Linked DNA regions of Homo sapiens: all the other regions are linked to region 3. Evidence: chromatin loops called from intact Hi-C (ENCODE). Cell type or tissue: dorsolateral prefrontal cortex. All regions are shown on one strand.

Region 1 (8,000 bases), 93 kb before region 3:
TACCAGTGTGCTCTTTACCAGAGCATTTTAGCAGGTAATATTTTACAAAGGACCCAGCAGATAATTGGGCAGGTTTTTTCTTTAGGAACTTAGTGTTGATGGCCTGAATTAATCTGACTAGGAATTTAGACATTTCTTCATGATATATTTTGAGTCCATAGATGATCTGATTCTAATGTGACTTCAGTTTTTAACTTACATAGCGTTAAGCAAAAGGATGTGTGTGTATGTATGTGTGTTTGTTTTACATCCTAAAGGTATTACAGGCCCCATGGTAAACTTTTTGGCTCAAGTGAATCCAGAGTTTGGTATATGTAACCTCCAGTGGTGGTTCATGAACAAACACTTCATTTCTGTAGTCATATTTTTTTTTAAAGAATAAAAGTGAGCCAGGTTTAAAACTTGTTAAGAAAATAATAGCACAGGTGATACACAGATGAAGCAAAATTGCCGTGGATGGTCTGGGAATGCCTGAGGATTGAGAAACACTGGCTGAATTATACACTGTGGCAGAAGAAATTATAGGCCCTTAGAAACAGGTAGAGGTTATTGGAAAGATTCAAGCACCTAATGTTTAGTTAGAAGGTAAGTAAGCTGGTTTCTTAAGTTCTTGTTTATTTATTGGGTGTGGGCTCAGGATAAGTTAGTTTGAAATAGATCTTAGAGAAGTAAATGCAAGACAACTTTATCAATGAGTCATGGGCAAACAATTCTATTATTAGAAGTAGTATAGAAAAGGAGTAGGAGAAGTAGAAGGGAGGAAGTCTAGTATTCATTCATTTATTTATTCATTAATTCAGCCACTATTTCTTGAGCACCTGGTGTATGTCAGGCACTGTTGTAGGCACTGGGGACACAGCAGGGAGCAAAACAGACAAGTCTCTGCCCTCATGAAATTCATTTACATCCTAATGGGAAGAGACAAATAATGTAAGTGAGTATATAGCATGTCAGCTGTGAGAAATGCTATGGAGAAAAATAAAGCAGAGTAAGGGAATTAAGGAGTGATGGGATGGGGAGGCATTGCTTTTTTAAATAGTTTGATGAGGAAAGACCTCTCTAAGAAAGTGACATTTAACTTGACTTCTGAGGGAAGTGAGGGAGCATTCCAGGCATGGAGAAGGAGTGTTCTAGATGGAGGGAACAGCAAGTGCAAAGAGCCCTTGACATGTCTGAGAAACAGATAAGAGGCCAGTGTGGCTGGCGTGGAGAGAGAGGGGAGAGTCGTCAAGTAGTAAGAGGTGAGAGCAGATGGGAGGAAGGTCTCAGCACAGGTCAGGCCTCTGGCTTTGCTGAGAGTGATGGATGCCTTTGCAGGGTTTTGAACAGAGGAGGCACATGATTTGACTTAACGTTTTAACAAGCTGTTTCCTGCTGCTGTGTTGAGAATAAGCTGTAGGCGGCACCAAGGTGGCAGCTGGGAGGGTATTGCCACAAAACAAGCAAGAGATATGATGGTTTAGGCCAGTGGTAATGGTGGAGAGTGTGAGAAGAGGACAGATTCTGGATGTATTTTGAAGTAGAGCCCGCAGAATTTGTTGATGAACTTGATGCAGAGTGTTAGAAAAAGAGAAGACTTCAAGGTTATTGGCCTGAATAACTGGAAGGATGGAGTTATCTATCACTGAGATAAACAGAGGTAACAGAAGTAAAGGGGAGAGATGGCCATGGTAGAAGGTGGATTACACCTTTAAATTTTTAAAACATATTTTTATTTAAAATAGCCCTCACTCCCTGGCCCAGTGCACACAAAGGACCTGATTTGCTTTTACCCTGAGTTTGTCACTGTAGATATCCTGGAATACTTCGTTAAAAACTATAAATAAAGTGGCCATAATACGGCTCATTTTGTTCAGATTCTAAAAAAAAATTCCTTCATAAGCAGTTGGCTTCCAAATAGCAATGCATGCTGTCAGTTTGGTGACTAATTGGGTTAGAGGTTAATAGCAAGGCAGTCCTATAAACATCAACGGGAGTGGTGTATCCAAATGAAAGCTTGCATTAGGCAACAATTCAAAGAATGAGAATGACTAAATACCATGTTACAAGCCAAGTGAATTATATTAAGAGTTTTAACTTTGAGAGAAAGGGACGTTACCCCTGAAATAACTATCTTAGTTGGATCTTCCCTACTTAATACTCATAGTTGGGTTGTAAAAATGTAAAGGTTACCATCAAAACAGCACTTCTTAACCATGAAATTGACTAACTTTGTAAAATTAGAAATTCTGTTACTTACTTCCTACTATGCTGATTGGACATTCCTTCTTTTGCCAAAAGAACAGAAAGTTGGATTTTGTGCCTTCTAGCCAAGAGAACCACACACCTCTCTCTCTGTAGACCAGCTAAATGCTTCCTACTGCTCGGTGATGAAATCAGATCATGGAATCAGTCAGTTTGCTATACTGAATTTTTTTTTTTTCAGCTGTGTTCTAATTGAACCTTTGGGGAATAAACTAATTCTTAACATCTGAAAGTTTAAAGGTCTGATACTAGAATTTATGGGGTGGTAGAGGAGACCTTTTAGTCTCTGTATCCAAACCAAAATGTAAATTTACTTTTATTTATTTTTTATTTTTTGAGAAGGAGTCTCGCTTAGGCTGGAGTGCAGTGACATGATCTCGGCTCACTGCAACCTCTGCCTCCCGGGTTCAAGCAATTCTCCCTACCTCAGCCTCCCAATTAGCTGGGATTACAGGTGCTCTTCACCACGTCTGGCTAATTTTTGTATTATTTAGTAGAGACAGGGTTTTGCCATGTTGGCCAGGCTGGTCTTGAACTCCTGACCTCACGTGATCCGCCCACCTCAGCCTCCAAAAGTGCTGGGATTACAGGCGTGAGCCACTGAGCCTGGCCAATTTCTTTTTTTATTGTGGGATAATCATTCCATACTTCTCCCTCCTCTCTAGTCCCCACCCCCACCCCCCTTTTTCCCCCCACAAGTGAAGATGATTTCCTGTGCTGGTCTAGGATTAGTTTTGTTACAGTCTGTCTTTATAAGAACATTTCTTTTCCATAATCCAGAAGCATTTTGTAAAACCTATGCCTGGAAATTGAGTCACTTTTTATTGCTTAGATTTTCTTCACAGAAAAACATAGGTTCTGTTGGATGAGTATTTGTTGTGAAAGCAAATTATTAAGGGGTGAAAATTGTCTATACAAGTTGATGTATAGGAGGATATCTGAACTGGATTAGTTGCTCTTTTATCTGTGTTTTCAAAGCTCTTTAATAGTAACTCTTATAACACTTATAACAGTGTTATCACTATTGTTTGGGCATCATTCCATTCTGCTAGACTGGGAATTCTTTTATAATACAGTGCCTGATAGGCATCCATTCATTCCTTGAAATAATGTATTGAGTGCTCATTATGTGCTTGAAATAGAGTGTGTGCAGGAGCCAGAGCAGTCGGCAGAACAGATGCAGCTTGTGTCGCATGTGCGTACAGCCCATGGCAGGGTGGGGGGCAGGGGACCCAGCAAACAAGATACAGATAACTGCGCAGTACAGTGCCAATATGCACAGGAACAGTGACTGTCCCCTACCTACATAAATGCATAGACCTCATATGTGTATTGTGAATCCTCTATAATTGTTGAATTTGACTTTGAAATTAAACACTTGATATTTTAGACTAGTCAAAAATGGGATATGTTATTATTTTAATAAAAACACCATTGTATCCAGCCGGGCACAGTGGCTCACGCCTATAATCCTAGCACTTTGGGAAGCCGAGGCGGGCAGATCACCTGAGGTCAGGAGTTCAAGACCAGCTTGGCCAACATGGCAAAACCCCGTCTCTACTAAAAATACAAAAATTAGCTGGGTGTGGTGGCACACGCCTGTAATCCCAGCTACTTGGGAGGCTGAGGCAGGATAATCACTTGAACCCTGGAGGCCTAGGTTGCAGTGAGTCGAGATTGCACCACTGCACTCCAGCCTGGGCAACAGACTGAGACTCTGTCTCAAAAAACAACAACGACAACAAAAATAACACCACTGTATCCATATTGCCTACAGGAGAAAATGCAGATCACTTATTTTATGTATGTGTTGAATCATTTTAAATAACCTGACGGAGGTCCTTTCTTGGGCCCATGCCTCTGCACATGTTGGGCATGTTGTAGTTGTCGTTACTAGCAAGACACACCTACCCTTTAAGACCAGTCTAAATGCCACCTTGTTCCCTCCATGTAATCTCAGAACTTCTTTAAGGGCAAGGACCAAATTACGTCTGTGAAACCCTAGAGTTTGATCTACCACTTCACGTGGAGGCATGGGACAGAGGTTTTGTTAATGAGTGAATGTATCCATTTAATAAGTTCCTTCTTCAGTACACTCTTGAGACCTATTCTGGCTTTCCCAGGAAACAGCTGAAGGAGTGACCTCCAATCAAGTCAGCTCTGTGTCAATCCTTCATTTTCGGATGTTTTTTCTTCCTTTTCTCACAGGGTCATAAGGATCAAATGTAATAATGATGTAAGAGTTAAGCGTATTCAATAAAGGGAGGCAGTGGAATCATCACAATGTTGATCATCACAATCAACATTATTATTACTGCACCACTATAGTTCCTTGTAATACACAGTCCAGAAATATTATCACAAAATCTCACTGAGGATGTCATTGTTCTGGGTTTGACCTAGATGTTGATGTAATGAACAGTTCTCTATCAGTTAGTGTGTTGGCCTAGCACAGGTGCTTGACAAAGGCCCTATTCAGACTTCTGTGCATTACTTCAAACCCCTCCCTTTGCTCCCATAGTATAGTAATGAATTAGGAGTCATATCTTTTGACTGGCAAGGGACTGCCTAAAGCAGATCCCTGCAGATTGGGGCCTCACTGTTTCTGTGGGTATAAAGAACCTCTCGGGAGAGCCTGAATGATCAGGAGATCTGAACTGGGGAGCCATCGGCCCAGCAGGAGGTGCCTCTGCTTGGCCAACCAGAGCCTGCTGCAAGAAACCTTTTTTTTTTTTTTTTTTTTGGTTCTGACAGGCTTGTTGGGGAAATTGAAAATCTCCTGTTTGAAAGCCAGATAATTTAAAATCCTTTCTGATTCAGAATCTCAGCAAGTAGTGAAGGGCTAGGTTATTGATTGTGGGAAATGGGGCAGCCTCAAAGGGCTCTGGGCTATCTCAGTACCCCATCTCCCTCACCCCTCACGCTTCCTCAGGTTTCTCTCTCATGCTAGCTTGGAATGGATGGTGTATTTCCTACCCAGTTGCCTTTGTTTATAAGCATCCACCACCGCTGCAGTAGGGTCAGGAAACTGGCAATTTCCTCAGTGATCCTTGCCCTTGAACCCTATCTCCTCCAGCCTAGGAAGTATTCAGACCAAGTACTCATGTGTGACTCTCCAGTGCTTCTGGATAGAGAAGACCCTCTGAGCTGCCCTAAACTCGCAAGAGAATACTCCACAGGCTTATGTAAGCCAAACCAGATCATGAGTCAGACATCTGAACTCATCAACAAAAAGTGCTCCAGGAAAAAGAAATGGTCTACCTGGCATATTATTGTTTGAAAATTTATTTTAAGTCAATCCTCTATTTCATTAAGGGTAATAATAATCAGTCTACAATGCAAAACTCAGGGAAAAGTAAATTTCATTTTGTATAGCTGTAATATAACATTTTTTACTCTGCTCAAAATTCTTGAAATTGTTAATCCAACTCTATAAATTAGGATATTTGAGTAAAGTAAGTATCCATTGTTTGACTGTGCCAGAAGCAGGAGTTAACTTTTTCTTTCTCTGGTTAAAATTATCACTTACTTGATAGCTAAGTAATTTTTTGAAAGTCTCTTATATCCTGATGGTACACTAAGGCCCTGAAGAGAGTATAAAGGTGCAAGATTCAGTCCCCTCTCTCAAGAAACTAGCAGTATGATTGGATGGATAAGATTTATGCATGTGAAACAGAGAATGCTAGATATTTTGGGTGGTAATCAAGTGTAATAGTATGTGATTTTAGTTATAAGCGTGATGAGTGCAGGAAGGGAGATGAAAAATAAATAATATTTAGTGAACTCCACTACTACAGAATAAATATTTATAATATTTTCTATTTCATCAGGAAGAACAATTTGAATCACTGGCTTAATCACTGGTGGGGGGCCTGGTTTTTAGTCTGTGTCTTAAAATTCTTAGCTCACTTATGTCATTTGTCATATGAACTTTTTGGAGAAAGAAATATTTAGTTTTTATACGTAGTTTTTAAGACTTTAAAGGTTTTATAACCCTTTTCTTGAAAAATTAAGACATCAAATCAGCAAGTATTTATTGAGCACTGACCTTGGTCTGAGGCATGTACATTTTTTAGTTTTTAGACAACAGTAAAGTAACCCTGAAATAATGCCTACAATGACTTTGATAAGTACAAGATGGTGAGTTGAGGTTTTAGCCAAGAACCTTTGTTTTCTCTTGCTGAATATTTTTCTCTTTGGTTATGTGGTAGAATTTAGAGCTCAAAATGTTCAGACTGTTTCTGTCCAAGTAGCATTCTCACCATGGTCAAGATTTGTTTAGTGATTTATAATTAATTAGATAAAAGTACGCAAAGCTTTTTGGGCTTTGTACTGGGAAGTGCTACATAAGACTGCGTGGTAGTGGTTTGGGCCTCATTGCTTATATCTGACATAGCTTCCAGGATTTATGCCTGTCTCCACCAAGATTCTTTTCCTCTTTAATGAATTTGAAAGTAACTATTTATCTTGAATGAAATTAGTTTTTTCTACCTAGAGCTGGGAGTTTCATTTTCTAATCAGAATGTCTGATTTATTTATGTGCCTGCCAAAAAAATCCCAAAATACTGGCCGCCTGAGTTCTGGCTAATGTTTCCAGGTGCTCTGTTTTGAAAACATTCCGTTTCTACCCTGTATTACAGATGCTCTTGCGTACAGTGAAATCTTGTGATAAATATTTTTCAGTGAACATAAAGTATTTAAAAAATAAACGAATGGCAGTATTAGTCATACATTGACCGAATGCCACCAGTGTATTATTTATCATCATATACAGGACATAGTCCAAGACACAATCCTTATTTAGTGGTTCTGTAGTCTAATTATCTGTAAAATGGTCATGTCAAAAAAAACCAAGGAACCATCAGTTGGGCAAATTGTTTGCAATTATGATTAATAACTTGCTGTGGTTAATTAATGGGAAAATATATATGGCTTCTAACGGGCTGCTAGTTTCACATATATAAGCAGTGTGTATTCAAAAGAATTTATACCAAGTAATTATTTATTACTACATTCTAGGTTTAATTCTTACTTGTGTTTTCAAGCCATTCAAGGAAAGTGAGCACAAGTAGGTGATAGCCACCATTCTTTATGGTAATATTATTTAGGTCTTAAAATCAGTCAGAGGCAAATTATATTATTTGAAAAATGATTGCTTTTCACAGACTAAATTATCCTTATATTATTTTTCCTTTTTTTTTTTTTTTTGAGGCTTAGTCTCAAGCTGTTGCCCAGGCTGGAGTACAGTGGCATAATCTCGGCTCACCTCAACCTCTACCTCCTGGGTTCAAGCGATTCTCCTGCCTCAGCCTCCAGAGTAGCTGGGATTACAGGCACCTGCCGCCATACCTGGCTAATTTTTTTTGTATTTTTAGTAGAGATGGGGTTTCACCATGTTGGTCAGGCTGGTCCCGAACTCCTGGCCTCAGGTAATCCACCCACTTCGGCCTCCCAGAGTGTTGGGATTATAGCTGTGAGCCACTGTGCCCAGCCTCTTTTTTTATTATTTTAACATACTTTGAAAATACTTAATACCTATCTAGACCAGACCTCTTTTGTACCAGATATATTTATTTTGGTCTAGAGAAAATGAAGACAACGTATTAAAGTTGGGTGTACCCAATGCAAATATCTGTTTAAATTCAGTGTTCAGATTGGAGTTTTGTGGGCAAAATATTTAACAAGAATTGTATTTAACTTACCTGTGATTTTGACTCACATAGACTTAGCTGAAATGAAACATAGTAAGTACAGAT
Region 2 (8,000 bases), 130 kb before region 3:
TTTTTTGTATTTTTAGTGGAGACAGGGTTTCACCATGTTGGCCAGGATGGTCTTGATCTCTTGACCTTGTGATCCTCCCACCTTGGCCTCCCAATGTCCTGGGATTACAGGTGTGAGCCACTGCGCCCGGCCAGGGGAAGCTCTTTCTAAGGGAGTAGCTTAGAGCACAGAATGCCAACTGGGTTATCATCAGGCTGTAAACAGTAGGATTTCAGTTTGTGCAAGCACGATGGTTGGGGCTGTAACAGGAGAAGGGGGAGCTGTTTACATCAGGGGAACATTAGGTTACATTTGGCTCTGACAGGCAAGATTAATTTTGTCTGAGAGAAGGTTGAGGTGGGATTGGAATTTTCCCAGGTATGCCCTGCGATGTTCTGCTGAGTTTCATGTGTGTTGGAGCAGGCCTCTCAGGCCATCACAGTTCTGGGAGATGGACTTTCCAAAGATTGGGAAGCTGGAGGCAGGGACACCTGGACACAGAGCCTTCTTCACCCCCACCTGCATCCCAGGTGAGGAGGAATTCTTGAAAATGCCGAGTTTGACTCACCAACCAGGAGTATCTAATGTATATAAATATTCCTTTAAACGTAAGTATAGTGATGAGTAGATAAGCCAGAGTATTTAAAAGCCACAGCAAAGATTCAGCTTCCTCTCCGCTCCCCCGTGCCCCACATCTGGGAGGACCCCACCTGAGCTTGGTGTTATAGTTGGCTGATGCTCTTAGGTGGAAACCCAGGGGCAAAGGACAAGCCACAGAAACATAGGCTGCATCTGCTCCTACTCTGTACTTCCACCTTACCTGCCCATTAAGTGCTATGTTCTTGACTAAATAATTCATGTATCGCAGAGAGGGAAGGTATGTGTTCCCACCAACCTCTGACCCATCCATAACCCAGTGTATTACACTGACCCAGGAACCAGAGCTCACTTCACCCTGCTTGGAGTCAGGGAACTCGGAACCTAACTGTCCTGGGCCCTCTTTCTGGTAGTTGGGTGAGTCCTGAGGGCCTGATACGTGAGGTTTGGACAGGCTGGGCAGTAGGTTATGGCATATCTTGTAAGGGAGACCATGTCAGCAGTGGGGAGCAGAATGCAGAGGAATCAAAGACCTGATCTCATAGTGCAGGTGTGAAGGGAGAAGAGCCAGCCTTTCTCCACCGTCTCTCTGGGGACAGGGGACTGTCTCGCAGGGACTACACCTTGGCATTTGGGCATGTCAGACCAGGATCTAGTCATCAGAGTTACCCAATGCCCTGGGGTTGGTTTCTACCAGGTCAGGGATGCAGTTCTGCAGGCAGTATGTTACATCTGAGACTACAGGAGAGAGGGGTGGGGTGACAGTCTTTCCATAGGGTGTCCAGACACTCCTGGCCCAGGGACTGAGCCATGGATAGTGGGATGCTTGCCTCTCTGTGTGGCAGGGCTTTCGTCTCTGTTTTTTGTTTTTGAGATGGAGTCTTGCTCTGTTGCTCAGGCTGGAGTGTAGTGGCGCAATCTTGGCTCACTGCAACCTCTGCCTCCTGGGTTCAAGCAATTCTGCCTCAGCCTCCTGAGTAGCTGAGATTACAGGCACATGCCACCATGCCCAGCTAATTTTTGTATTTTTAGTAGAGATGGGGTTTTACCATGTTGGCCAGGCTGGTCCTGAACTCCTGACCTCAGGTGATCCACCTGCCTCAGCCTCCCAAAGTGCTGAGATTACAAGTGTGAGCCACCATGCCCAGCCTGGTCTCTGGTTTTGAGCCATGATGTCAGGCTGACCAGGCTGGCACATTTAGCCTGGAATGGGTTAGGCTTCTGGCTTTGATGTTAAGAAAGGAAACTAGTGCCAAGTGCAGTGGCTCCTGCCCATAATCTCAAGACTTTGGGAGGCTAAGCCAGGAGGATTGCTTGAGCCTAGGAGTTTGAGACCAGCCTGGGCAACATAGCAAGACCCCACCTCAAAAAAAAAAAAGGTAGTTTGGTGTGGGGCATGCGCCTATAATTCCAGTGCTTTGGGCTGAGGCACTTTGGGGAGATTGAGACTGCAGTAAGCTATGATTGTGCCACTGCAGCCCAGCCTGGTTGACAGAGTGAGATCCTGTCTGGAAAAAAAAAGAGAACTGGCTGGTCCTTCCTGAAATAGTGCCCACAGGCTGGCAGAGCACTGACTGACACCTGCCTCTTTCAGAGGTGGGGTCAGGATAGCTGTATGGAAATTCTCCAATGTGTGGGTTGTAGGAGTGTATCTCATATCCCTTCAAGCACTGCCAGGCCAGAACCCAGTGGAGTTTGCAAAGAATGGGTTTCTTGTTAGAAGAAAGTATTACGTACATGTAAGTAATCTTGGGTATAGCTGGGAAGTGATGAATAAATTTGACCATTAAAAGATTGTAATGTCTGTATCACCAAAGACAAAATCACAAATATAATTAAAAAACAAATAACAGACTAGGAGAAAATAGACCATGTGCAATACACAAAGGATAAATACAGAGTATATAAAGAAGCTTCTGCATATTAATAAGAAAACACTAGAATAAATGGGCAAAAGATATAAAAAGGCATTGACAGAAAGGGAACAAATGGCCAATAAATACAAAGAGATGCTTAACTTCATTAATAATTAGTGAATTACACATTAAAGCAACTAGATATGATTTTATCCCATCAGATTGGCAGAAATTAAAGAGAATAATATTCTTTGGCGGCAATGAGAAAAAATGGGTGTACTTTCATATTCTGAGCATATAAATTGTTCAGACCTTTTTGGAGAAGGTAGTTTGGCTGTATCTTTGAAAATAAAATCACATACTTTTAATTTGGTAATTTTGTGTCTAGTGAAATACACCTGAACACATGCTCATTCCAGCACTGGAATGGTGAAATATTGGAATGATTAAATGTACAGTGGTACAGCCAGCATATAGAATGCGATACCTAAAAAGTGTGTAAGAGTGTGGTATAGATCTTTATGCAGCTGATGTGGGAGGCTCTCTCAGATACGTTTTTAGTGAGAAAAAATATAAAATTATTACATTTATATTTGTAAACCTCAAAATTTATATGTATTTGTAAATTCTAAAACATGCTTTTCAGATTTTTTAACATTTCTGAAATCAGCGTATCTAACAATTGGTGACATAGTTTACTAATTTAAACTCTTGGTGAAGCATAGTGCACATTACAAGTGATAAGATCTTAGATTTGATGAAGGATGATATGTAAATACGTGGATAAAGGACTCTAAGACAGACATGGGACGAGATTGAGGAAGTGTCAGTGGAGACTTTGTCTGTGTCATCTATGTTGTCAAATTTTTTTTACAGTGAAATTATATTCCATTATTGTGTAACGAAAAATTTTAAAAATACATATTTATATTTTTTAGACAAGATATAATTTTAGACAAGATAAGGTTGCCTGGATGTCTCTGATGTCTGATCCATTTCTCTACTTGGGTGATTATGCTTGATATTCAGCTTTGAGAACTTTAAGGCCTGGATGGTTGATAGAGCGTTCAGCTTCATTAAGAAGTTAAGTAGCTGTGAAGATTCAGTGGGAGAGAATTGAGAACTGAGGTCCAAGAGAAGGGAGGAGCCGAACTCCAGAATTCAGGGCCAGTTGCCTCATGGGGACCTTTGCATCTGTGTAAAGAGGTTGAAATTCTCTCCCCACAAGGTGGTGCCAGGCTTTTTATACTGGACTGGGCATACCCTGGAGCAAGGCTCAGTGGATGGGAGGCAGAAAATAGATCAAATCAAGGAGCCTTATCCAATGTCATTGAAAGGAAAATTCATTGTTTTGGGAGAGAGCTAAGCCCTAGTGGGAAAGAGCCAAAGGAATAAATGGGCTTTTAAATCTGAGGAATTTACACAAGGCAGGCAGGAGATGACCTGCCATAGGTTGGAGGCAGGCTCTGCTTGGATCCTGTGTAAACAGGGCATAGTGTGAGTGTCTCCCCATAAGTAAAAGCTGTGTTGTGAAGATGAACTCACAGTTTAGTAGTGACTTTTTGACCAAAGATGACTCTTCAAGAAGGGATAAGGTGTATGGAGTATAGCTCATTGCCAGGACTGTGGGAGGCAGAGGAAGGAGAGGACACTTGGCCAAGATGCCATTTGAGCTGGTCACTGTAGGAAAGGGAGAATTTGGACATGTAATTTTTTTTTTTTTTTTAAGACAGAGTCTCACTCTGTCACCCAGGCTGGAGTGCAGTGGTGTAGTCTTGGCTCACCACAACCTCTGCCTCCTGAGTTCAAGTGATTCTCCTGCCTCAGCCTCCCCAGTAGCTGGGACTACAGGCACATGCCAGCTGCCTGGCTCATTTTGTATTTTTAGTAGAGATGGGGTTTCGCCATGTTGCCCAGGCTAGTCTTGAACTCCTGACCTCAAGTGATCTGGCCTGGACATGTAATTTTTAAGGAGATATTCAGAAGAAAAGGGAGGTGAGCCCACCATTTACAAATGCACACAGGAGGCCGGGTGTGGTGGCTCACACTTGTAATCCCATTACTTTGGGAGGCTGAGGCAGGCAGATTGCTTGAGGCTAGGAGTTTGAGACCAGCCTGGCCAACAATGCAAAATCCCGTCCGTACTAATAATATAAAAAATTAGCCGGGCCACTGCACTCCAGCCTGAGTGACAGAGCAAGACTCCGTCTCAAAACAAACAAACAAACAAACAAAAATACACACAGGAGAATGTGAGGAGCTGAGTAGTACAGTTTTCTCGGAGTACACGTCTATTAAAGGGAAGCAGTAGGAAGTAAAATAGAAAAAGGTAGGCTAGGGCCGGACCATGAAGAGCTGAGAATGCCAAGTTTAGAAATTTGACCTTGAGTCAGTGAACTCATGTTTTACATTTAATCTTTTGGTTACCAATTTTTTTTTGTACCATCATTGGTTTGATTTTTAAAATACAGTCACTTTGTTTTCTAAGGATTTTATGATATATGTTCAAATCTTGAGTTAAAGGTAAATAGAACACAGTTTGGGTTTTTTTTTGGCATATAAATGGTTGAATTTCAAAATTATATTTGTGTTACAAACTTTGTTTTTACTCTCTGCCTTCCAGCATTTGCAAATAACCATTTCTCTTTCAAAGGAAATTCTAGTATGTATTCCCATTCAATAAAAGCAAAGAGCTGAGCTCTATATGAATAAGAGGTAAAATTGAACATGAAAATTACTGAGCAAGATTAGTGGGGGATGAAATGGATGAACATTGGGGAAAGCTGTGATCCTTGTTACCTTTGCTATAGTGCAATTTGGAATGGCTTCTTTATTCCTGGCAATTCCTGACAGCATTTCTTTTAAACCTGGCCACCTTTCCATTGCCAGCTCGACCTTGATGTTAGCTGGTGCTGCTACTGCAAGGGCTGCCTTTGGCAGGAAGCCTTCAGTCAACTTTCTGGGCTCTGGTTTTGGCTCTGCACATGCCTTGCTGAGAAGACCTTAAGAATCTGAAATGTGGAGGGTCATTTTGGGGTAGGGAAATGTGGTGGCAACTCTTGAGTTTTCTGCCACGATGTAACTTAACAGATCCTCTTGTTTTTCCTTAAATGGTACAAGGGTTTGCACCGAAATGGTAATTCATCTGTGTCTGTGATGCTTTAAAAAATAACAGTTTCACTAATGTGTCACAACATGTATTATTTATCATTTTAGTAAATGGATATTTTAACAAGCAACAATTTGCAAATTTAAGCATGGCAGTTAACATGATCTGACATTAAAAAATTAAATAATCTCCTGCCATCTTTGTTATCAGCCTTGCATTAAGGATTTTAGCCCTTCTGGGAGCTTTTATTTTTTTGTTGACTCTGACTGATGATGGCAGATTGTGGTAGTGATCAGAGCTATGCTTTTATAAATTATTTTTTAGTTGGAACAATATTGGCATGTAACGTGGACTGGCAGAATTAACATTGTTTATCATTACCAGTGTTGTTTTGACAGATATTCTCAGTTCTTTAAGGAAGCAGATAGGGAATGTCTGTAATGGACATCTGCTGTCCACTATAGGTTGCCCAATAATGAGTCCTGGTAGGTTCTACCTTCTGCTGTGGAAGCCAGCAGAGTTCAAATGGGCATTTTCTGTTCTTGCCTCCTAGGAACTGCAGGGGTGGACATGCTTCTTAGGCTTAGCCTGTTGACTGCTTCCACCTGGAGTTTGAATCTGAACAGTGTTAGAAAATGCAGGGACAGGCTGAGTGTGGTGGCTCACGCCTGTAATCCCAGCACTTTGGGAGGACAAGGAAGGAGGATCACTTGAGCCCAGGAGTTCGAGACCAGCCTGGGCAAAAAAGCAAGACCCAGTCTCTACACAAAGTAAACAAATTAGCCAGGCATGGTGGTGTGCACCTGTAGTCCCAGCTACTTGGGAGGCTGTGGTGGGAAGATCCTTTGAGCCTAGAAGTTTGGGGTTGCAATGAGCTATATTTGCCCCACTGCACTGCAGCCTGGGGGACAAAGAGAGACCCTGTCTCCTATAAAGGCAGCGACAGTTAGTAGTGGCACTAGAGTTACTAAAATTATCAAGATTTTCTTCCTGGATAGTCCTGGTTGCACACATCAGTGTTACTATAGGTGGACTTAGCCTTTACTTTTGTACATTTCGCACTGATACCTCTAACCACCTTTTGTGCACATAGCAGCTATTATACCCCCCATAGCATAACCAACCTGTGTAAGAGAAGAGTATAAGTCAGTTGCTTGCAAGGAACTCTTAGGGGTAGGGAGCTCTTGCCTGGGGGAGGTGGGGGTTTCTCCTCTTTCTGTCCTCCCCTAGTCATTAGAGAAAGGCCTCAAGAGAATAACTCAGAGATTACGGTTGAATTCAAGAGGGTAGATTGACATCTCATTGAGCTGCACAGAGGTACCAGCCAGGTGCTGCTGTGGGATTAGAATGGACTCCTGAGAAAGCGTTCTTGAGTGAGTGTGGTGTGGCTTTCCTGGAGTTTGGGGATGTCTGTGAATACAGAGGCAAGTATCTTCCTCTCATCTGAAAGCCCCCCATGTGGCTGGAGCTGCCCCTGGGGACAGTGTATGGAGAGAGGACAGCAAAAACGCTTGACATTTCCTGTGGGCCTGGTGGTCTACATGGAGGACAGCTGGCCTGAGTCTTTTTGAAAGACTTGTCCTGCCTGCGAAGGCTGCCTGCCAGGGCTAGGCCCGCAGCAGAAAGAGGTTGTGGGTGAACCACAGAGGCAGGAGCTGAGAGGAGACTGAGAGCTGAGTCAAAGGGCACCCGTTGCCTGCATCAGGCAGCATGGAGGTCCCAGCAAAGGGGTCTCACTAGAGAGAGCTGGCATGTGGACTCCTGCAAATGGTGGAAGATATTTTACAGGCTGCAGGACTGGACCACAGAAAAGTGGGCAGACCTTTCCCTTTCCTCACACTTGCCGCCTTTCATTCCTTGGACCCCTCTCTTTTTCCTCACTGCTGTTCTTAGGGGAAAAGCTTGACATTGGATAAAATGAATTTGGATTTAGACTAAATAGACTTTTTAATAACTGAAAGTTTGGCTTTATTTAAGATAATATTTTCTTTTTAAAACACTGTCTAGAAATCAGTGGGTTTTTTTTTTTGTTTTTTGTTTTTTTTTAAAGACAGAGTTTCGTTCTTGTTGCCTAGGCTGGAGTGTGATGACGCAATCTCAGCTCACTGCAACCTCCATCTCTGGGGTTCAAGCGATTCTCCTGGCTCAGCCTCCCGAGTAGCTGGGATTACAGGCATGCACCACCACGCCCAGCTAATTTTTGTATTTTTAATAGAGATGGGGTTTCACCATATTGGCCAGGCTAGTCTTGAACTCCCGATCTCAGGTGATCTGCCCACCTCAGCCTCCCAAAGTGCTGGGATTATAGGCATGAGCCACCACGCCCAGCCAAAATTAGTGGTTTTAATGTTACTAAATCCTGAAATAGCTTTCCATGATGACAAAATCAATCAACAATCTCAACCCCAGTAGACTGGAGTGGATTTTAGAATTTAGCACACTTTCCCTTATTTATACTC
Region 3 (8,000 bases):
GTGAGAACTAAGGTTCAGCATCCTTCTGCACTAATTGCAAAATCACCACAAAATTTAAACGAGGAGATATAAATAGCCTGTCAAGTTCATTTGTCATTATTTAAACTGATAACATGCCATTCATCCAGTTGGTCAGTGCTGCTCTGCACCAGAAACCAGGAACAGATGAGCGTACAAACCAGTGAATTGCCATCTCCAAGCATGAGATAACTTGGTTAGAGTCATCAGATTTCCTGTGCTCAAAAGCTGCCATAAATCCCTGGCCTCGTGTCTGTTCCCAGGCTTGCAAACCCAGTGCCGTCGACTGATACAGACCTTTCAGCAGGATTTGCTGAGCTAAACAGGTGTCTGATGAAAAGTGTGTAATCCTCAAAGATTATCATCCCCTAAAAGCAGCTGGTGACCCCAAACTCACATAATCCAGAGAGATGGAAGTTGGGAGTGAGTAGCTTGCCAAAGTTTACACTTTGGTGTTTGAGGAGGTTCATATGGTTTGGTTTGGTTCCAGGTAGTGGAAGATGGAGGTGTGCAGGGGTGAGGGTGTCTGCCCCTGTCGGGGGAGATCCCTGTCCCTATCCATGCCCTTGCCTGAGAACATTATTCTACTATGGTCCATTTACACTCTTGAATACTCCTAGTTTAAAGGGAAGGAATTTTCATTTTCAATGAGCGTTAACATTACAGTTATTATGCTGGGAATTAAATTTAATTTGGGAATTTGGGTCTGCAAAAACATATCTTGACCTTGTCTAGATAGTTCCTTCCTTATCCTAATAGATCTGTCTACATGAGATAACTCTCTACCACTTTTATTTTCTCCCACTGGGAGAGAGTTAACCATTTCAAACTCAGGGCTAGTTAACATGAGATTTGATTCTTTTACTGCAAGTAGTTAAGCCTTAACAGAGGTGAGGCACACTCGGGTTCCATGCAGTACAGCTTAGAAATGCTTACTTTTTATAGACAGAAATCACATTGTTCTTCCTTTCCCTTTAAGCAGACATCTTGACAATCCTTTGAATTGATTATGTGGCCTGTATACTGAAAGTCAGATGTCACCTTCCCCAGGATAAGTACTTCCAGTAAAGCAAAAGAGGAAGCCAGCTTTTGCTACGATCAAGATAGTTGATGTGGATGAGGGGTTTATGGGCTACCCCGTTTTCAATTACAAGGCTCCCACTCACAGAGTAAGTGCTGTTGGCCAGCACCTCTGGCTCACAGACAAGTTCCAGGGAATAATTTCACCAGCGATTAATTATACTGCAGCTACTGGGATTTGTCCTCCAAACATCACTTTGTTTTCCATCTGAAACAGCCAGGTTTCTCCAGGGAGAGCTGAGGTTTTCTGATTGAAAGTATCCCGAGTTAAGGAGAAGTGTTAGAGCACCATGGGAATCTATTCACCAGGGGTGTACTGTACTTGTTTCAGATGCTTCAGGATAATACACCAGCTTCTAAGATAAGTGCTTTTTTTTTTTTTTTTTTTTTGAGATGGAGTTTCACTCTTGTTGCCCAGGCTGGAGTGCAATGGCATGATCTCGGCTCACTGCAACCTCTGCCTCCCGGATTCAAGTGATTCTCCTGCCTCAGCCTCCCGAGTAGCTGGGATTACAGGCGCACGCCACCATGCCCGGCTAGTTTTGTGTTTTTAGTAGAGATGGGGTTTCTCCATGTTGGTCAGGCTGGTCTCGAACTCCTGACCTCAGGTGATCTGCCCACCTCAGCCTCCCAAAGTGCTGGGATTACAGGCATGAGCCACCGCGCCCAGCCAAGATAAGTGTTTTTTATTTCCCTGCATCTTAGATCAATTATTTGGAATTTTTTTGGTAAGTTAAGAGCTGTAACTTAAACCACCACATCTCTATGATGTACTCAATAAGTGAAATGTTCTTACCAAAAATTTTTCTTCCAATGGGCTATATCATAATTATGTTGTGAAGAGCCTAGAAAAAAATAGAGGCCGGGCACAGTGGCTCACGCCTGTAATCCCAACACTTGAGGGACTGAGGTCAGGAGTTCGAGACCAGCCTGGGCAAAATGGTGAAACCCTGTCTCTACTAAAAATGCAAATCTTAGCCAGGCATGGCCACTGGCGCCTGTAATCCCAGCTACTCAGGAAGCTGAGGAAGGAGAATCGCTTGAGCCTGGGAAGCGGAGGTTGCATCGAGCCCATATCGCACCATTGCACTCCAGCCTAGGCAACAGAGCAAGTCTCTGTCTCAAAAAAAAAAAGTACAAAGAAACAAAAGGTGGCAAGAAATTCGTTTTTTAAAACATCGCATGTTATGAGGGTCAGAGTAGTGAAGTGCCACCAGCTGCAGCCTTCTGAGAGGAAGTGCTGCTGCTGGTTCAAATGGAATTCTGTCCTACATCCACCAAGCACGCCAGTGGAGTGGACATGACACACACTTTTCTTCTAAGCTGTACAGTTTAACATATTACAAGTGAGTTCATTTAACTAGTAAGGAATCAGAAATGTATCTTTGTTCATTTTGATCGTTTTGATGGATTCTGTTTTCTCTTACGTGAGTAGACTTTGTGGACTTCCAAATGGCTCCTGGCATAAGTGCCAGTTCCTGCTATTAGTTCCTTGAGGGTCTCATGAGTCAGAGAGGAGAGGGAAAAACCCACTGCAAGCCATGCAGGGGTCCCTTCGGATAGTGGCCTTGTGCAGTCTGCAGTGTCGGTGCACGTCATCCCTGCACACCCGCCTGCTGTGCTCTGGCTGGAGCTTGGGTTTGCAGTTGTCTTCTTTACAGCACCCAGGGAAGCATGGCCTCCTGGCAGGTGTTGGCCACTCCCTGCTTTCTCCTGGCCTTTGCAAGCACAGTGCAAGGGTGTTTGCTGAAAAAGACCACTGGGCTTTCAGTGTACCCACACCCATCAGGGCTGATCACCCTGCTGCCACCTCCCCAGGACTCTTCCGTGACTATCAGTCATAGCCTGAAGTCTGTGTCCAAGGGAGTGTCTCAGGAGACAGCCACTTAACATGGTAGGAGTAGCAGGTGCTAAAAGGTTTATGCCTAAATGCTCCCCATGGACCCCAAGTTGCCTGCTGGTTTGAGTGGCCTAACCCATTTAGGCTCAGGCCCTGACAGGGTGTGTGTGCACCACTTCGGGGTGTGAAAGCATGAACAGCTGCGGAAAGCGTGGGTTTTCTGATGCTGGCTGCTGCTGCCTTCCGGATTAGGGACTGTAGCGGGGAGACAGAACAAAGGAACACATGTGCTTCTGGGTAAGCTGGCCCATCATAGTGGGGGACATAAGGTATGGGGGGGCACATACCACCTTGGTATGAACACTTTGGTTGTACAGAATTCTTTCAGCAAGGCTGAGAGGAGTGGGGCTTTCTGTCCTTGACTGCTGGATTCAAATAAGCACCAGTAGAGGACCTGGGGACTTTCACACTCACTGCAGGGGACTTTCAATTGTGGGATCTCATGGACAAAAGGGAATGGTTCTATATCCACGGCTCTATGGTTCTCACCCCCCCAGGAGTACAAAGCTGGGACCCCCCAGCCTCCTGGGTACGTTTCTCAGCATGTGCCAAGCACTTTGGAGGCAGGTGACGGATGTGCCAATTATCTGTATTCTGAGGTGTGGGCTCCCTTCATACTCTGGCAACACAGAGACGTAGAGAGCTCTTCTTCGTGTTGACAGGACACAATATGGGCTGGCTTCGGCACAGTGGCCATCACTGTGTTAGCATTCCTGACACACTGCTATTGAAAGCCCCAATCTGCTGCCAAATTACATGTAGACAGTGGTTTCACTGTAAAATGTTGCGGTGCTTGTTTGCATTCAGTCAAATACTTTGCACTTAAACATGGGTTAAAGAGACAAATAAGTCAAAAGACCTTAGCAAAACCTGAAGTTAAATTTACGCCTATTCTTCATAATGGCATTCAGATTAAAGCCATCAAAATGCAAAATGCTGTGATTATACCCTTCGAGGGTTCAGGCTGGATTCTTGTTTTGTATTTCTGCATTACTGTATTTGCAGTGATTTTGAGATGCAGGAAAATGCATCAGAGGCATTGATTTCTTCTTTAACAAAAAATAACCCTAAAATTGAGAAAATTCTTGAGAATGCAGCCATTTTGGAAATGTAGATAAAGAAGAAAAATGCTGAAGATTTGGGTGGTTTATGGAGCCGTATGATTTTGTCATTGCTGCCACCTACTGTATGTGGTTGATGTTTGTTTAAACTTAGGAAGTTCATGAAGGTGAGGCTGTTGAAATAGATAATTAGAGCAAGGTAGACATCATTAGCTTATAGCATTTCTTTTCTACCCCATAAGTGGCTCTTAATTACTGAGACAGCCGCCAGCTTTCATTCATTACCTTCAAGTGGATTTAAAGGGCTGGTTTCTTTTTTTTTTTTTTTTTCCATTTTTAAAGTTCCTTTGCCAAGGAACCTTCACAGTAATGCTGTAAAATGCGTTCAAAAGCTTAAGATGCTGGGGGATTTTCTGAGCATACATGCAATAGGTTGTTTTAAGGAGTTTGTTTTGTTTTGTCTTAATTTGTAGGAGCAATATTCTGGGATTGGATTGTAAATTAATTTCTATGAAAGAGGTGAAAATGGAGCTAGTGGAGCTGATGGGAGTTGCAGCAGTTGACTTGAAAGACATTCTTTTATTAGTCCTAAAACAAAGCTTCAGATCAACCTGCTAGTTAAATGTAACAAGCAATATAGACTCTGAGTCAACAGAGGTCCTTCTCTTTTTATTAAGACCCAGCTGTCAAAGGGTCATTAGGTCCTTCCTGTGGAAAACAACTTGCCCATTAATGTTGGGGGTGGTCCCTCGACAGGATTTCTGAGTAAGTGCCTGACATTTCGTTTTTGAAAGAATCTAAAGCTGTGGGAGACTTAGATGTTGAGACTTAGCAGGAGTAATGTCTTCAACCATAGCTTTTAGTCTTTGTTAAATATGTCACAATATGTGTTTGGAATGCTGCTGCTAGCTGCGTGAATTGACTTAGAGTGCCACTGTCAAAGATTCAGGAGCGTAAACTTCACGGAGATCAAATCACTATAACTGGGAAGAGGCTACATTCCTAAAGCGAATGCACTTCTCTGTTGTGATGTTTTTACCTTGTCACTACTCATATTATTTCTAGTGGCTCCTGTTCTAAGCTCTGGGAATGCCACAGTGAGGAATGCCCATTTATTTTTTCTGCCCTAGGCTATTTGCTTTCTAGAAGAGAAGGCCAAGCAGGGTCTCCTGAAAAGCCTCTCTCCGATCTGGGCCGTCTCTCCTACCTGGCATATTGGAAGAGCGTCATCTTGGAGTATCTCTACCACCACCATGAGAGGCACATCAGCATCAAGGCAATTAGCAGAGCGACGGGCATGTGCCCACATGACATTGCCACCACTCTGCAGCACCTCCACATGATCGACAAGAGAGATGGCAGGTGAGTCCTGGGACCCTGGGCAGCTCCGTGGCTCAGGCATCCCACACCAGAAAGGGTCCCTGGAGATAGGTGCATTCATTCCAGTTAAAGACTGAGGTTCCCTAACAGTATTATCAAACCTTTTCTCCTAAAAATAACACATGAAATGACACTTTTTTACTGGTTGGATTCCAGTGTTCTGTACCCTCTCATTGAGGTGCTTTCTGATTTTTCCTAACGCAGATAACATTAGTGCTAGCATATGTCCGTATGTGAAGCTGAAGTGAAATTTCAGCTTGTGATTACATCTTGTTCTGCCTTATCACATTACAGATTTGTCATCATTAGACGGGAAAAGTTGATATTGAGCCACATGGAAAAGCTGAAAACCTGTTCCAGAGCCAATGAACTTGATCCAGACAGTCTGAGGTGGACCCCAATTTTAATTTCTAATGCTGCAGTGTCTGAAGAAGAGCGAGAAGCTGAGAAAGAGGTAATGATTGTCTTTATCATCCTAAGTTGTGTAACTTCAATCTTGTAGCATTCTTAAGCTAAGAAAGTCATTAAGATCGTTGTCAAAAGCTTGGTTATGTAGAGATAGCATGTGAAATGATATGGCACTAATTTATCCTAACTGAGGTTGCATGGTAAGACATGATAATTTTATTGAATTGAGTATGAAAAATGAAACATTTATCATTGATTACAAAGCAGCATTTTTCACTACTGAGAGCATGTAATCAGATCAAATTCGGTGCTGAGCTCCAAGGCTGCAGTGTCAATTGATTCTTTGTGTTTATGAACTTGCTTAAAGTGCTCCTTGCCAGTGAGCATGTAATGTAGTGATAAAGGACTCAAATCAATTCGCTGCATCATTAATACTGTTAAATATCCCATGAAACCCAATCTTCTTTGATTTGTTATCCTAACTGATGCAAAAGGTTCCTGAGATGATGCAGCTGGAATGTGCTTGGCTGGCTGGCTGTCCTGATCAGAACCGACTTAGAGACACTTTGCCATTGATCCTCAGAGGCTCTGGCTGTGTAACTGCCCTCTCACTGGCCACCATTTTTACCCTCCCCACTTAGGCTGAGCGGCTAATGGAACAAGCTAGCTGCTGGGAGAAGGAGGAACAAGAAATCCTGTCAACTAGAGCTAACAGTAGGCAATCACCTGCAAAAGTACAATCGAAAAATAAATATTTGCATTCCCCGGAGAGCCGGCCAGTCACAGGGGAGCGAGGGCAGCTGCTGGAGCTGTCTAAAGAGAGCAGTGAAGAAGAAGAGGAGGAGGAGGACGAGGAGGAGGAAGAAGAGGAGGAAGAAGAGGAAGAGGATGAAGAGGAGGAAGAAGAGGAAGAAGAAGAAGAAGAAGAAGAAAATATTCAAAGCTCTCCCCCAAGATTGACGAAACCACAGTCAGTTGCCATAAAGAGAAAGGTAGGTGTCTGTTTAGATTTTCTGTGAGTCGCGTTCAATCAAATCTTATTTGTCATTGCAGACATTCTGTCTATTAGTATTTGTTTCACTCTCTGTTCTTTAGTCGTAGTTTATGTGTACCCAGTCCCGCTGATCATATATCATAATCGTTTATCTCACAGTCATGATTATGTTTACTTTTCAGGTTTGTTAGTGCGGTGACAGGAAACCAGGGACAGGCCAGCCTCCTAGTCTAGTAGTCACTGCCACCTGCTGGTCTGCAGGAGTAGAGTAACTGAGGTTTATGGGAACAAAAAGGGGCCCCAGAAAGCACTTAAACCACCCTCCAAGACCTAGAGGCCAGGAGACTTCTCTAAGGTCATATGACTCATTAGAGATGGAAGCAGAACCAAATGCGTGCTCAAGACTCTAAGCCTGGGTTGGGCGCAGTGGCTCACGCCTGTAATCCCAGCACTTTGGGAGGCCAAGGTGGGCAGATCACCTGAGGTCAGGAGTTCAAGACCAGCCTGGCTAACGTGGTGAAATCCCGTCTCTGCTAAAAATACAAAAAATTAGCCAGACACGGTAGTACGCGCCTGTAATCCCAGCTACTCGGGAGGCTGAGACAGGAGAACCCAGGGAGGCAGAGGTTGCAGTAAGCCGAGATCGCACCATTGCACTCCAGCCTGGGCAACAAGAGCGAAACTCTGTCTCAAAACAGAACAAAAAGACTCCAAGCCCAGTGCTCTTCATGCTGTTTCTTTCTCTTGTTCTTGGCACAGAATTGTTAGAAAGCATTTTAGGCCCTTAATTTTGATGGTGATATTTTGCATTTGTGGCCAACTGCGCATTACTGAATCTCCTCAGATCTTAGTAGCCCAGTGATGTCTCTAGATAGACCATATCATCTCCAATGGTACAGAAAGTAAAGAATTGACTTTGTTTTTAGGTAACTGCTCACCCAGATCTGATATCTTTGTCTTCAGTATCTATCTGGGACATAGAGGAGAGCCAAGACTGATAGAGATATCACAATACAAGCTAAGGCTCCGCCCCAAGGCCATCTGATGTGGCATCTGTTAGGGAACTTGCTGTTCTAACTCCCAGCTCAGCGCTCTTCTAGGCCTGGCAGTCTTCTGGAAGGGTCTCCATGGGGAGGTGGTAGAAAGGAGCATCCCACAA

Evidence for each region. Peaks named below come from ENCODE experiments on the same cell type or tissue, not always from the same donor. Only the 100,000 strongest peaks of a DNase experiment are listed, where the experiment ranks them.
Region 1: it touches region 3 in a loop (5-fold over the local background); 4 of 110 quality-filtered maps call a loop at or near these places.
Region 2: it touches region 3 in a loop (2.5-fold over the local background); 14 of 110 quality-filtered maps call a loop at or near these places.

Annotation. Positions count from the first base shown.
Region 1 is chr10:74,922,486-74,930,485 of GRCh38, forward strand. The region is part of intron 3 of KAT6B (lysine acetyltransferase 6B); the gene reads left to right. Among named protein-coding and RNA genes, the nearest start is that of SNORD172, 95 kb to the right of the region's middle. In dorsolateral prefrontal cortex, no CTCF peak of the experiment used is centred here; a DNase peak (open chromatin) is centred at 4,886; H3K27ac peaks cover 6,820 bases.
Region 2 is chr10:74,885,899-74,893,898 of GRCh38, forward strand. The region is part of intron 3 of KAT6B (lysine acetyltransferase 6B); the gene reads left to right. Among named protein-coding and RNA genes, the nearest start is that of KAT6B, 63 kb to the left of the region's middle. In dorsolateral prefrontal cortex, CTCF peaks have their summits at 3,612 (motif pointing right) and 3,811; a DNase peak (open chromatin) is centred at 3,660.
Region 3 is chr10:75,015,393-75,023,392 of GRCh38, forward strand. KAT6B (lysine acetyltransferase 6B) reads left to right here. Exons shown (of 18, transcript NM_012330.4): 14 at 5,190-5,421; 15 at 5,734-5,893; 16 at 6,489-6,839. It overlaps SNORD172 (small nucleolar RNA, C/D box 172), which reads left to right and starts at 6,341; the gene lies at 6,341-6,399. RefSeq lists silencers at 1,504-1,671, 6,998-7,107. In dorsolateral prefrontal cortex, CTCF peaks have their summits at 4,176 (motif pointing left) and 7,078 (motif pointing left); a DNase peak (open chromatin) is centred at 7,069; H3K4me3 peaks cover 1,804 bases; H3K27ac peaks cover 3,963 bases.